Regions from separate parts of the Homo sapiens genome. Here regions 2 and 3 are each linked to region 1. The links are chromatin contacts, found by Hi-C in ENCODE. All regions are on one chromosome and are shown on one strand. The core of a region is the stretch at or near the end of the contact, and the rest is flanking DNA. Distances in the headings are between cores, read along the strand shown.

Region 1 (4,423 bases), core at 1,571-4,070:
ATACATAAATTAGCTGGGCATGGTGGTGCATGCCTGTAGTCCCAACTACTCAGGAGGCTGAGGCAGGAGGATCATTTGAACCCAGGAGGCGGAGGTTGCAGTAAGCCGAGATCATGCCACTGCACTCCAGCCTGGCAACAGAGCGAGACTCCGTCTAAAAAGAAAACAAAAAACAAACAAACAAAAAACCCATATTTGGCTGACGCGCTGGCTCACACCTGTAATTCCAGCACTTTGGGAGGCCGAGGTGGGCGGATCACGAGGTCAGGAGACTGAGACCATCCTGGCTAACACGGTGAAACCCCATCTCTACTAAAAATACAAAAAATCAGCAGGGCGTGGTGACGGGCGCCTGTAGTCCCAGCTACTCGGGAGGCTGAGGCAGGAGAATGGTGTGAACCCAGGAAGGCACAGCTTGCAGTGAGCCGAGATCGCGCCACTGCACTCCAGCCCGGGGAACACACCTAGACTCCGTCTCAGAAAAAAAAAACAAAAGCATATTTATCCTACGATAGTGTTATACCAGATATATATCCTAATTTCATGAATACTCTGGTGTGTATATAGATCATCTTTCCAGAATTATAGTCCAAGTCAAAGTTGGAAAATAATTCTTCAGTTCTAGTAATGAGGCAAACAAAGCACCACTATCATCATCTTGGGAAATCTAAAGGGTTAAGTAAATACAGTAGGAAACAAGGGAATATGTAATACAGAAGCCTATAAAAACGAATTATACCATTATGTTAAGTGAAATAAGTCAGACACAGAAAGACAAATATCACATGATCTTACTCATAGGTGGAATCTAATAGTTCATCGCACAGAGAGTACAATGGTGTTTACCAGAGGCCAGGATGGTTGGCAGGGGGGATGGGGAGAATTTGGTCAAAGATACATAATATCAGTTAGATAGGAGGAATAAATTTCAAGAAATCTATTATATAACATGAATTTATAGCAAGCTGACTATAGTTAATAATCATATATTGTATTCTTTAAAAAAATGTAAACAGTGTAGATGTTATGTACTCTTACCACAAAAATGATAACTATGTGAGGTAATGCATTGCTAATTAGCTAGATTTAACGATTCCGGAATGTACATACACTTCATAGCATCATGAGGTACACAAAACAATGCCATCTGTCAAAAAATAATAATTATATGTAGCATTTCAAAAAGTTCACAGCATCAAAAATATTTGTAGGGGTGGGGGGACAGAGAGCATCAGGAAGAATAGCTAATGGATGCTGGGCTTAATACCGAGGTGGTGGGTTGATCTGTGCAGCAAACCACCACAGCACACGTTTACCTATGTAACAAACCTGCACATGAAGCCCAGAACCTAAAACAAAAGTTGAAGAAAAAAAAAATTCAAGACGTTTCTATCTGATATTGGACTGCTTTGTCACTTTTTCTTTTGGTCTTCCTAGTGCTTATTTACTACAGGATAAAATTAGCACATGCTATTTAATGTGTTCATTTTAAGTACTATGTTGTTTTCTATGTGTTAATTTTATCTCCTCCAGGTGAGACCATTTTTATTACCATAGGTCTAAAATGACAAGATTAAGTCCAAACAGACAGTAATCACTCAACAGCTATTTATTGAGTAACTTAAAGATTCAATATGAAAGCAACCTTGATCAAAGCTTTCCAGTTGATATATTGTGAAACAGGGTTTTTTCCTAAACATGATTCTAAAAAACAAGCAAACAAACAAAAATCCTCCCCAAATGAAAAACTCCAGTCACTATTTAGCAATACTAATTTCAATTTATCAAACAGAATCAGCCCAAAAATTTCAACAGGTCAGTGAGATTTAAAACAATTCGATGGCAAGAATTTCAATGAGGTTTGGCTCTAATTAAAAGGTATCACAGATCACTGTCAAAGTCAATAACTCAGTAGTGCGGTAATGATTTGGGAGTCCTTTTCAATTTAGACATTTGTCAATCATGATTGCCTTTAAACATCAGTTACCCACTGTCCCTGCTCAGTTTTGAAAAAAAAATTAAATACAAAAATACAACTCAAAATACATGTTTTTTCCACACATAAAATTGGTATTTTAGTAATAAACTCTCGATTCAGGGTTCATAAAATAAAGTAGGTATACTTCTAATTCTTCCTAGCAGTTTTTTGGGGGAAAGAAACCCTAAGTATTTTCTGTTATTTGCAGCTGCTTTAACAGCAAACGACAATTAAATGTGTGAACAAGGTTGTCAGAGTAACACTTGTCATTTACACCGCTTAGGAAAGACATCCAAGACTTCCAGAAACACTAATTAAAATTAACAAAAGCTTCTTATCGGAACTTGTCAGAGAGCTATAGTTTGTCAGACACAGGAAAACCAGATAGCCTCAAAGTTCAAGAGTTTTCGCTCTAAGGTTTAATTCCAAACCACCTACCACTAGGCACTAACGAACTAAGCCCAGACGCTCAGCAACCAACTCATTAAGGTAAGAGATCCCATCCTTTCCATATAACACAAAATTAAGAAAAAGACATCGTGGGGAAGGCGGAGTGAATTTTCTATCAGAAATCAGAAGATAAATGAGCAGGAAAAAAGTCTATCCTCACACACAGCGGAGAAAGGTGCTAGCAATTGCTTGATAAGCCCTAAGGGTTTATTGTTTCACCAACCTTTTCTTTAACTCAATGTGAATGAAGGCACTCAAAAGGAGAAGAACGTTACGTGATATTACCTACCTCGGGCCCCAAAGAACCCTGGAGACCCTCAACCAGGACACAGGTGGGCCTTTCTCACCTGGGCCCCGCCGAAGTCGACCGTCCTTTCGTAGGGCGCACTTTTCAGCAATACGCCTTCCGATTGGTTGGCTCGGGACTGACGTCTCAGTCCTATTGGTTACGAGAGCCGCGGTTGGGGCGAGGAGGCGGGAGTTTGGCACTGGTTCTGATAGGACGGGTGTTTGCGTTCCCAGAGTTCCTATTGGGTTAACACTGGAGGCTCTAAGATGGCGGCAGTGGCAACCTGCGGTAGTGTTGCCGCGAGTACTGGGTCTGCAGTGGCGACAGCCAGCAAGAGCAACGTCACCAGTTTCCAGAGGAGGGGTCCTAGAGCCAGCGTGACCAACGACAGCGGCCCTCGACTGGTGTCCATTGCGGGCACGCGACCGTCGGTGCGGAATGGACAGCTGCTGGTATCAACCGGGCTCCCAGCCCTAGACCAGCTCTTAGGTCGGTTCAGAGCGGAGATCTGGGCTCAGCCGAGGGGAAACTTAGGGAGGGGACCTGTCGGGGAAGCCACTTTGACCCCACATCTCTTTCTGACCCCTAAACCTTCGGAGGAGGAGAGAATAGCCTGGTCTGATTGAGATGGAGGGGAATACGGGTTGTGTGGAGACTTCTGAGCGCTGTTAACTAAACATGTTTTAGTGCCCTCGCTCTCTATTTCATTCCCTGCCCTCCAACCCCTTTTCATATTACGGAGGAATTCGTACATGCTTTTTACCCTGAAATGCTTTCTAGTCAAGGGAAGACATTAATTTATGGAGATGGTTTGGCTTTCATTCAGGATACCTCCCTTCTGCTTTCTCCAGGCAGCTCACGGTTTAGACCAGCCTGCAAAAGTTTTTATAATTGTGAGAGACAGACTTCATTAGAAGATGCTGGAAAAAAATGATTTCCCCTCTTTGACCGTCAGACTGCCTGTTCTCTGGTTCTAAATCTTAAAACATTTTGGCTTTAAGAGAGCGAATGTTAAAGGCTTATGTTGACACATAATCCTTATAAAGTATTTTGAGCCTGTCGTTGATATTTAGATAGTGTCTGCGTTAAATCTGTGTATATATTTTTTATTTTTTCTATATACATTTTGCTTCCCAGTATTGATTGCTGCTACATTCCATACGACATCTTTAAATTTAACTCACATTTTAACGAGAAAAGTCTAGTTCTTAGGCTTTCCTTTAAAATCTCTGGAATTTTTTATGAGAAGCCTGCTGAAGAATATGCTTGTTTCATAACTGTTATATTCAAAGGAATGACCAGATTAAGTTGGTAGGACAGATTTGCTGTGTTAATAAAGCTTCTAGATTAATTTCTGAATGCTGTTTCATTAAAACCCCGTCTGTGTTTACATAACTTTTTTCATAGTGTGTGATATGTGTCTGTTAAATCTTGTACACTTTCATAAAATATAACTCATTGCTTGTTCTTGTACTTCGTTTGACATTTCTTTCGGTTATTTTCCCCTCAAAGTAGGCTTTTCATAGGTTTAGTGCAGAGAAAGTAAGAAGACCAGCAACCTATGAGAAAGAGTATGGCTTCTTGATTCTCTCATTTCATTTTCCGGTTATTTCTAGATAAGTTTAAGTATTTTTCACTTAATTGTTTCAAATATATTTTCCTCCTGAGTTGCATGGTACTGTAAATAGAAGTGATTCAAAATATCT
Region 2 (4,065 bases), core at 494-2,993, 1.5 Mb after region 1:
TACAAAGAAAATCCTTAAACAGAAGTAAAGCAGGGTTTTACTACCATCAGGGGAAGAGGTCACATTAAAAAAAGGTTGCCAACTGGTTGGCAACCTTTTTTTTTCTTTTTTGAGATGGAGTCTCACTCTGTCATCCAGGCTGGAGTGCAGTGGCACAATCTTCGCTCATTGCAACTTCCGCCTCCTGGATTCAAGCGATTCTCCTGCCTCAGCTTCCCAAGTAGCTGGGATTACAGGTGCCTGCCACCACACTCGGACAGTTTTTGTATTTTTAGTAGGGGTTTCGCCATCTTGGCCAGGCTGTTCTCGAACTCCTGACCTCGAAGATCCCCCTGCCTCGGGCCCCCCAAAGTGCTGGGACTACAGGCGTGAGCCACCGTGCCTGGCCAGCTTTTTCTAACACTAAGCAGCAGCAACTGGCCCCCACCTCCCACCCACAAACCCAAGTCCCCAGGGGCAGCTTCTTAGTATGTATTCTCTGAAACAATCCCATGTAGAAGCTCTTTCCAATAAGCTAAATAATGAACTCCCACTTAAACACCATTCTAATTTACACCTAAATCACACAAGCATCCTCCTTCTAAGAAGACGTCATAATCGTTTTGAAAATCATTGCAAAATTCCCAAACTTGAAAAAAAAGAAAAAAAAAAGGGCAAGTGTCTGGCAATTGGATTATTGGTCTCTAAGACCACTCATCCTTTCAGAGGTATCCAGCATTGGATCCCTGGCCTGGCTTCAACTTCCAAGTAACTAAGATGTGTCCCATTAATAGCCCTTCCTCCTTTTCTCTCCTCACCTTCACTCCAACCGGCAGCAAACTGTCCCTACCCACCCGACCCACAGTTCCTTTGGAGGCAGCACAGATTTCCTGGCAGCCAGTCCCAGGGTCTTTCGTTGCTGCCCTCCTGTGACCTCTAGACATTGCTCTCCTGGGCCACATAGGATTTGTTTGTTCTGCACAGGTAGGGATGTCTGAAAAACTCGATTATTATTGTTATTATCACTATTACTACTACTACTATGACATAATTTTAAGCACTTACGTTCCGGACGCAGTTACTAAATGCTGAACCTGAATTGGTTCCTATAAACCTCGTTAAAAAACAAACAAACATCTCAGTGAAGCAGGTACTAAACCTACCCCCGCATCACAGGTGAGGACACCGACGCACAGAGCAGTTAGGCAGCTTGCCAGGTTCCCGACTTTTTCTATTTCTTTTTTTTTTTTTTTTTTTTTTGAGACGGAGTCTCGCTGTGTCGCCCAGGCTGGAGTGCAGTGGTGGATCTCGGCTCACTGCAACCTCCGCCTCCTGAGTTCAAGCGATTCTTGTGCCTCGGCCTCCCGAGTAGCTGGGATTACAGGCGCCTGTCACCAAGCCCAGCTAATTTTTGTATTTTTAGTAGAGAAGGGGTTTCGCCATGTAGGCCAGGCTGCTCTCGAACTCCTGACCTCAGGTGCTCTACCTGCCCTGGCCTCCCAAAGTGCTGGGATTACAGGCGTGAGCCACCGCGCCCGGCCTGGTCCCGAGTTAATCTACGGCAGGCCGCGGTTCGAATCCCGCTGGTGTGAGCCGCGGGCCGCGTAGTGCCGGCCCAGGGAACCGCTTTGTCCCCGACCACCGCTCGCGTGGCATCGCGCCCGAGGAAACTTGGATCGCTGGCGCCGCGGGCTACGTTCAGTGGTTGCCAGAGAGACACGTGACCGGCAGCGGGGGCGGGGCCTGCAGGGAGCCACGCCCCGCACAGTTAACAGACGGGCGCTCAGGGAGCTAGGGAGCTGTGAAGCTGCTGGAGGAGTTGGCGTCCGGGGAGCAAGGGCCATGGCCACCGTGCAGGAGAAGGCTGCTGCGCTGAACCTCTCGGCTCTCCACAGCCCCGCGCACAGGCCTCCGGGTAGGTGCCGAGGACTGCCGCCTGGGATGGCGCGGGGCGGGCTGGGGTGCGCGGGCTGGGTCCCGGCGCGGGGCGGGCGGCGTGGGGCGTTCGGCCGCCTGCGCCTGTCAACGGCCGGCTGGGCGAGCACAGCACAGCTGCGACCACTTGGCCAACGCCCCCGCCGAGCGGGCGGATCGAGTTCCTCTCTGGCTGGTGGGCTGCAAGCGGCAGAGCCCGCCCGCACAGCCCAGCTTTTTTCTTTCTACCCAGACTCTCAACTTGACCGCGCGTTGGTCTGTGCGCCCGCTAACGTGCCAGGCACGCGCCGGGGAGCTCCGGGATATGCTCCGCGGTGCTACCGGTGACAAGTGTGGTATCTGGAATTTGTGTAGTTCTTTGCCCCCTGTCTCAACCACAAACCTTGACGACACAGTATGGCCAGGGGCCGAGCTCCTCCCTTGCCCACTTTGTTCTCCAGACTGCTAGGAGTCAAGAGTCAGCTTGTCTCCCCAGACTCTTCCTGGGAGGGATGAGAGGTTTATGTGAGTTCTACTGGCAGGAATTTGGCATAAAAGGTATTTATTAACACTTTATGTATAAGCAGTATTTTAGTGAATAGAAGTTTTTGGCTAAAAAAACAGTTACATGAAATTAGGAGGGAAGTTGGCAAATTCTGCCACGGGCCTAATCGTGTCTTTTGGGGGCAGTTGATTTAGGATTCTGGTTTCTTTAAATGTTCAAACACATGAAGAGAATCGGATATCACTTCTAAAATGCTGGTTATAGCAGATCTACAACCCAGTTAATAGGGGTGACTCAGATAACTGTTAAGATACTCAGATAACCCTTGGCTTTTTTCTTTTGGTTAAGTTACAACTTTTTCCCCTTTCTGGAGCTCCAGTCTGGGATGTCGTAGGAATTAGTTCCCTTTCTGACAAAAGCCTTTCATTTGTAAAAACACCAACCAGTGAAACTGTGATTCCTTCCTCTGGGTCAAATGGGTGCTTCTCAGTGGCCCCACTCTTGTGTTTGACTTACTCACTAATGCTCATTTTAATCTTCAAAATGCTAACGACAGATTATGGTAGAGAACCATTTTTCACTTGTCCTTTTCTAAGAAAAATCATAATATTGACCTTAGTCTGCTTCCATGTAAAGGATTCAGGTAAGCACATAGTGGCCACATTGAGAATGTCTCCTTGATTTATGTTGTGAAGAGAAGACAAATGCTAAGACATTTGGGAATTTAAAACCAAATGACATTGAAAACAGTCTTGAGAAATCTTTTGGGCCCACTTACTCAGTGAAGGAAATTCCCAAATGTCACCTGCTTAAAATAAAAACATGGTACCCTGTTTTCTCTAATAGCTGAAATACCAATTCTGGAGCTTTGGGCATTTGTGAACAGGTTCTTAGATGGTGTAAGGAAGTATGTATTCAGAAATTAAGTAGATAACTCTCTAAGGGAAGAGTTGAAGTGCTGGTTATCAGGAATCAAAGGAACACTGTCCTCGGCACACTAGCTGCAGTGGACGGAGAGGGGCCCGCTGTTGTTCTCACTCGTTTTGCTTGCTACCGCTGGAATCCCGACCTGGTAACATTTGTTAGCCTTTCTTTCACCCTTTAGTTGCCTTGTCATAGTTCCAGTGAGCAAGGTAGTGGGAGCACACGGTTATTGGTTCTTTGCCATTCTCTTTCTGTGTGCTCTGGCAGGCAGCTTTGTACTTTTGTTTCTCCACCGATTAGTAACTCTCACTTACCTTAAAGGGGCTGTAATGACCAGGGACCTGATTTATGTACAAGAAATGAGATCTATATGCCAGTCTTCAGCCAGTATGTCAAAAACACTTGTCTTTTAATACGACAAACAAGAAAGTAGTCTGTTATCCTGTTATCCCTTTATACTGTAACCTAATTCTTTGAGTTTGCCTGGTATCACTTTTCCAGGGAGCTCAAAGTACTTCCCATATGCTGTCTCATTAATGTATGTGAATTAAAGCAGAGACCAATGTCTGCTTTTGCTGATAATTCTCGTAGATATTGTAAATTTTTCTTGTTGGTAGACTTCTTTTACCTACCTGCAGCCTTCTTTTCAGAGGCAATCGCAGTCTTCAGCATGACGCCTCTAATGCCAACTAGCAGGAAAATAAACTTTGGACTACCAGAACCAATATCCAGTAAAAGTGTTG
Region 3 (4,387 bases), core at 586-3,085, 1.5 Mb after region 1:
TCTCCTGCCTCAGCCTCTCCAGTAGCTGGGATTACAAGCGCCTGCCACCATGCCCAGCTAATTTTTGTATTTTTAGTAGAGACGGGGTTTTGCCATGTTGGCCAGGCTGGTCTTGAACCCCTGACCTCAGGTGATCCGCCCGCCTCGACCTCCCAAAGAGCTAGGATTACAGGCGTGAGCCATTGCACCCAGCCATATTAATCTTTTAAGGAAGGTTCTAGCCTGCTTCCCCAGGGAGCTTTTAAAACTTGTCTGGCATCACCCTCCCCGGAGTTTTGGATGATACTTTTCCAACCCCTGCCCCTGAGATTCCAAGTTGTATTTGTAGTCAGGGCTGAAAAACACTAGAGACTTAATGGTACGAGTTTAGACTCAGAAGAACTGCATGTTTTCTTTGCAGATCTTTTTTTTTTTTTTCAGACGGAATCTCACTCTGTCACCCAGGCTGCAGTGCAGTGGTGCGATCCCGGCTCACTGCAACCTCTGCTTCCCGGATTCAAGCAATTCTCCTGCCTCAGCCTCCCAAGTAGCTGGGATTACAGGCATATGCCACCATGCCCGGCTAATTTTTTTGTATTTTTAGTAGAAACGAGGTTTCACCATATTGGCCAGGCTGGTCTCGAACTCCTGACCTTGTGATCCACCCACCTCCGACCTCCCAAAGAGCTAGGATTACAGGTGTGAGCCACCGCGCCCAGCCATTCTTTGTAGATCTTAACAGTTCCATTTAGTTGAGTATCTTAAGGGTTTTTGGTGTTTTTTCCTCCAAAAAGTGAATCTTCACCAGAGAACTTCTGTTTTTGTCTTTTTTTTTTTTTTTTTAAAGCAAAGACTTTAATGTGCAAGTTAGTAAATGGTTTGAGGGTCTGGTATTGCACTCGGCCTTCAATACGTTAGCAATAACTACCCACATGTGATCTATTTAGAAGCAGTGTTTGAAAGCACCAATGTCACCCCATCTGCTTTTTTGTAGTTTTTTTTTGTTTGTTTGTTTTTGAGACAGAGTCTCGGTCTGTCTCCAGGCCGCAGTGCAGTGGCGCGATCTCGCCTCACTGCAACCTCCGCCTCCCAGATTCAAGCGATTCTCCTGCCTCAGCCTCCCGAGTAGCTGGGACTACAGGCGCGCGCCACCACACCCAGCTAATTTTCGTATTTTTAGTAAAGACGAGGTTTCACCATGTTGGCCAGGATGGTCTCGATCTCTTGACCTCGTGATCCGCCCGCCTCGGCCTCTCAAAGTGCTGGGATTACAGGCGTGAGCTGCTGCGCCCGGACTAACTTTTTTTTAAAGCTGAGGAAATGAGAGAAGGGGAATAAACTTTGTGTAGCTACAAACAGGATGGCAAAATTAAATTTCAAAGAACGGGCGGGGAAGGTTTCAGATGCAATGGCTTCTTATTCCTTCTTTTGACTGACCCGCGCCTTCTCCGCCTCCCTTTCTCCTCGCGTCACCCGCACCAGCGGCTGGGATGCGGCGCGCGTTCCGTCTTTCCGTATGGAAACATGGCGCCTAGGGGCGGGCCATCCCCAGCTTCGAGCCACCGCCAGCTGAGACTCATCGGCGGGCACTCGGCCATGCCTCTCGCGTTTCCGTACGAAAACATGGCGCCTCACTGCGTGCGGCGGGCGACTCTTGGCTGGGAGCCACTGGCCACGGAGCCCCCTGAGCGGTCATCGGCCATGTTTTCCACCTCTCCCTGAGGAAACACGGCGCCGCCCAGCTGCGAGTCACCGCTTACTGAACCCCTTCGGCAAGCAGGGGAAAGACCCTCCCGCCTTTCCGTACGAAGACATGGCGCTGCCCTATATTGGGCTGGCGCCTCCCGGCCAAGAGCAGTCTCCTCCTTCCTGATGCTGAGAAGCGGCCGCTCTGACCGCTGCCCACCCGAGTCGGGCTGGGAGGACCGCCCGCCGCGTGGCGAGGGATGCGGCCTCGGAGGGGCAGAGGCTGAACCGCCCCTGCCTGCCGCGCATCCCTCCGGCTTCCGCCGCGGCGCCAGCCCGCGCCTGATTCGCGGCGGGAGCGGCAGGAGGGAGAACGCCGACTCCGTGGCAGGTGAGAGCGGGAGCTGGGGCGGAGGCTGGCGGGGCCCGTCCGGGAGGCGCGCGGTCCAAGTCGCAGGCATCTCTTCGCCTCTTCCCGTCGGATCCCATCCCGGGATGTCGGGGGCAGGCGAGGAAGAGGCGGGGTCCGCGGGCGGGTGGAGCTCACCCCTCGAGGCTGTCCTCTCGGCGCGCCCGCGTCCTCCCCTACTCCCGGCCCTGCCACTCCCTCGCTGGCCTGAACAGCTGTTTACAACGGAATCCGGACGCCGGGCGCGAGTGGAGCTCAGTGCCAGAGGAGGGGATTCCCGGCGCCGGGGGACAGAGCCCCTTTTTTCTTTTGCCGAAAGACCCTTTCTGCTGGGGAGCCTCTTGTGTCCAGCCTAGGCCCGCGTGCAGCGCCGACGGATGACCGTCTTCTTGGCAAGTGCGAGGATCCTCCTCCCCTCGGCTCTCTTTTTAGACACAGTGGGGGTTGAATGGATGCGCGCGATATAAGCAAATTAAATGGTTCGTGGCCGCATCCTAGAGCCCTTTAATTAGAGTTACCATTTGTAGAAGGCCTGCCGTGCACAATCCCTCGTTTCATCTCCCCCCAAACCGAGCAGGTAGGTAGCTGTGTTTTACAGAGGAGGACACTGAAGTTACACAGCTAGTAAAGAGCCAGAATTGGGGCCCAGGTATGTCTGAAACCAACGCCCAGCCTCCCAGATACAGTGACATCACAGAGATGACGTAGGGATTCATCTCTATCAACAGATACTTGTGGGTGTCTATTTGGGGGATATACAGATGGAGCATAAGTGGGGAATATGACTGGTCCTGGCTCTTAAGAAGTTCGAAATCTAGGTGGGGAATTTTAAAATAAAAACTAGCACTTTTACCATCTGGCCCCAACGCATCTTTCCATCATCTCTAGCCACTTCCTTTTCTCATTTTCTTGTGCCTTGGCTTCTGCCCTCTGAGTGAAATGCCCTCCTTTTCACCTCCTCTCCCCCTCCTCTCCCCCTCCAGACATGTTTTAACTAGGTGAAATCCTACTCCTTTTAAAGATCAGTTCAAATGTCATCTTTTCTGGGAAGGTTTTCTCAATCTCCTCCCAGGCAGAGTTAGTTTCTTCCTCTGCTATATTCCCTGGGCAATTTCATAATGCCACTTAAGTTTCATTATGGCTCCTTGTAAGCCTGTCTGCCTCCCCCTCTAGACTATGTATTTGCATCTTTCTATTTAAATAAGCACGCTTTGAATTGAATTTAAGGCAGTGACAAATGCCAAATGTCAACTAGCCAGCCCTGCAGGAGTTGAGAAAGGTGCAATCACTGGTGAGGTCCGGGAAGTGTCCTGGGAAGAGACAGGACTTGAACTCAATCTTAAGGATGGGGTTAGTTTACTAAGCTGAGCATTAGAGACCTAGAAATCCTCCCTTTCCTCCTCACTGCACAGAATGAATTACTTCATCCCTCCTGGGCTCCTTCTCAGCATGTGAAGATAATAAAATTAGCAGCGTTTTGTTTGTCGTTTCTCACAGAATATGCTGGTAATGTTATCCTTTGGATCTTGGAGCATTTCCTGACCCTAATAGGATTTAGGACACAGAGGAGATGGGTGTCTCCAGTGGGGTGTTGGAAGCTAAGATGGGTCTCGAAAGGGAAAATACATGAAAACAACTTTCATATTAATACAGGCCTGGGCCAGGTGCAGTGGCTCACGCCTATAATCCCAGCACTTTGGGAGGCTGAGGCGGGCGGATCACTAGAGGTCAGGAGTTCGAGACAAGCCTGGCCAACATAGTGAAACCCCATCTCTACTAAAAATACGAAAATTAGCGAGGCGTGGTGGTGGGCGCCTATAATCCCAGCTACTGGGGAGGCTGAGGCAGAAGAATCCCTTGAACCTGGGAGGCAGAGGTTGCAGTGAGCTGAGCCGAGATGGTGCCACTGCACTTCAATCTGGGGAACAGTGCAAGAGTCTGTCCCCAAAAAAAAAACAAAAAAACAGGCCTGAATATTTCAATCCCAGTAACTTCATTCTATTTAATGGAGTTCTCTGAAATTTCACATAATTCTATCAGGTGATTCTTCACCTCTCTCTAATATGCAGAACACAGTCTGCCAAACTCCCTAAATCAGTTGACATTTCTTTTGATCACCTGATTACCTTCCATGTGTGTAAGAAAGTCTAATTAGTGTTTATGAAAATGTTTTGTGATCTTCAAGTGCTGATGTTACAAATGTTAATTATTTTCAGCAAATGCAGAAACATTGTGTCTTCTCTCCCAGAAACACCCTAGGAAAAGGGAGAGTGGAGGAATTGACTAAAACTTTTACTGTAATTAAAACAGGGT

The links. Hi-C counts contacts between places; a loop is a spot of excess contacts on that map. Pooled maps may share reads with other maps.
Region 2: a loop to region 1 is called in a pooled map, with 4 times the contacts of the local background. The contact joins the promoter of DEPDC7 here to the promoter of IMMP1L in region 1. A Hi-C loop is called at or near these places in 5 of 50 pooled maps.
Region 3: a pooled map shows a loop between it and region 1 (10-fold over the local background). The contact joins the promoter of TCP11L1 here to the promoter of IMMP1L in region 1. A Hi-C loop is called at or near these places in 6 of 50 pooled maps.

Annotation. Positions count from the first base shown.
Region 1 is chr11:31,506,802-31,511,224 of GRCh38, forward strand. It overlaps IMMP1L (inner mitochondrial membrane peptidase subunit 1), which reads right to left and starts at 2,821. Exons shown (of 6, transcript NM_001304274.2): 1 at 2,718-2,821. ELP4 (elongator acetyltransferase complex subunit 4) reads left to right here and starts at 2,966. Exons shown (of 10, transcript NM_019040.5): 1 at 2,966-3,206. The coding sequence starts at 2,984. RefSeq lists enhancers at 2,959-3,848, 2,981-3,270.
Region 2 is chr11:33,014,135-33,018,199 of GRCh38, forward strand. DEPDC7 (DEP domain containing 7) reads left to right here and starts at 1,744. Exons shown (of 9, transcript NM_001077242.2): 1 at 1,744-1,894. The coding sequence starts at 1,822. It overlaps LOC105376615 (a long non-coding RNA gene), which reads right to left and starts at 1,656. Exons shown (of 4, transcript XR_931167.2): 1 at 1,143-1,656. RefSeq lists silencers at 1,589-1,638, 1,959-2,018.
Region 3 is chr11:33,037,737-33,042,123 of GRCh38, forward strand. It overlaps TCP11L1 (t-complex 11 like 1), which reads left to right and starts at 1,836. Exons shown (of 10, transcript NM_018393.4): 1 at 1,836-2,056. RefSeq lists enhancers at 1,239-1,786, 1,507-1,856, 2,337-2,656 and a silencer at 1,837-2,236.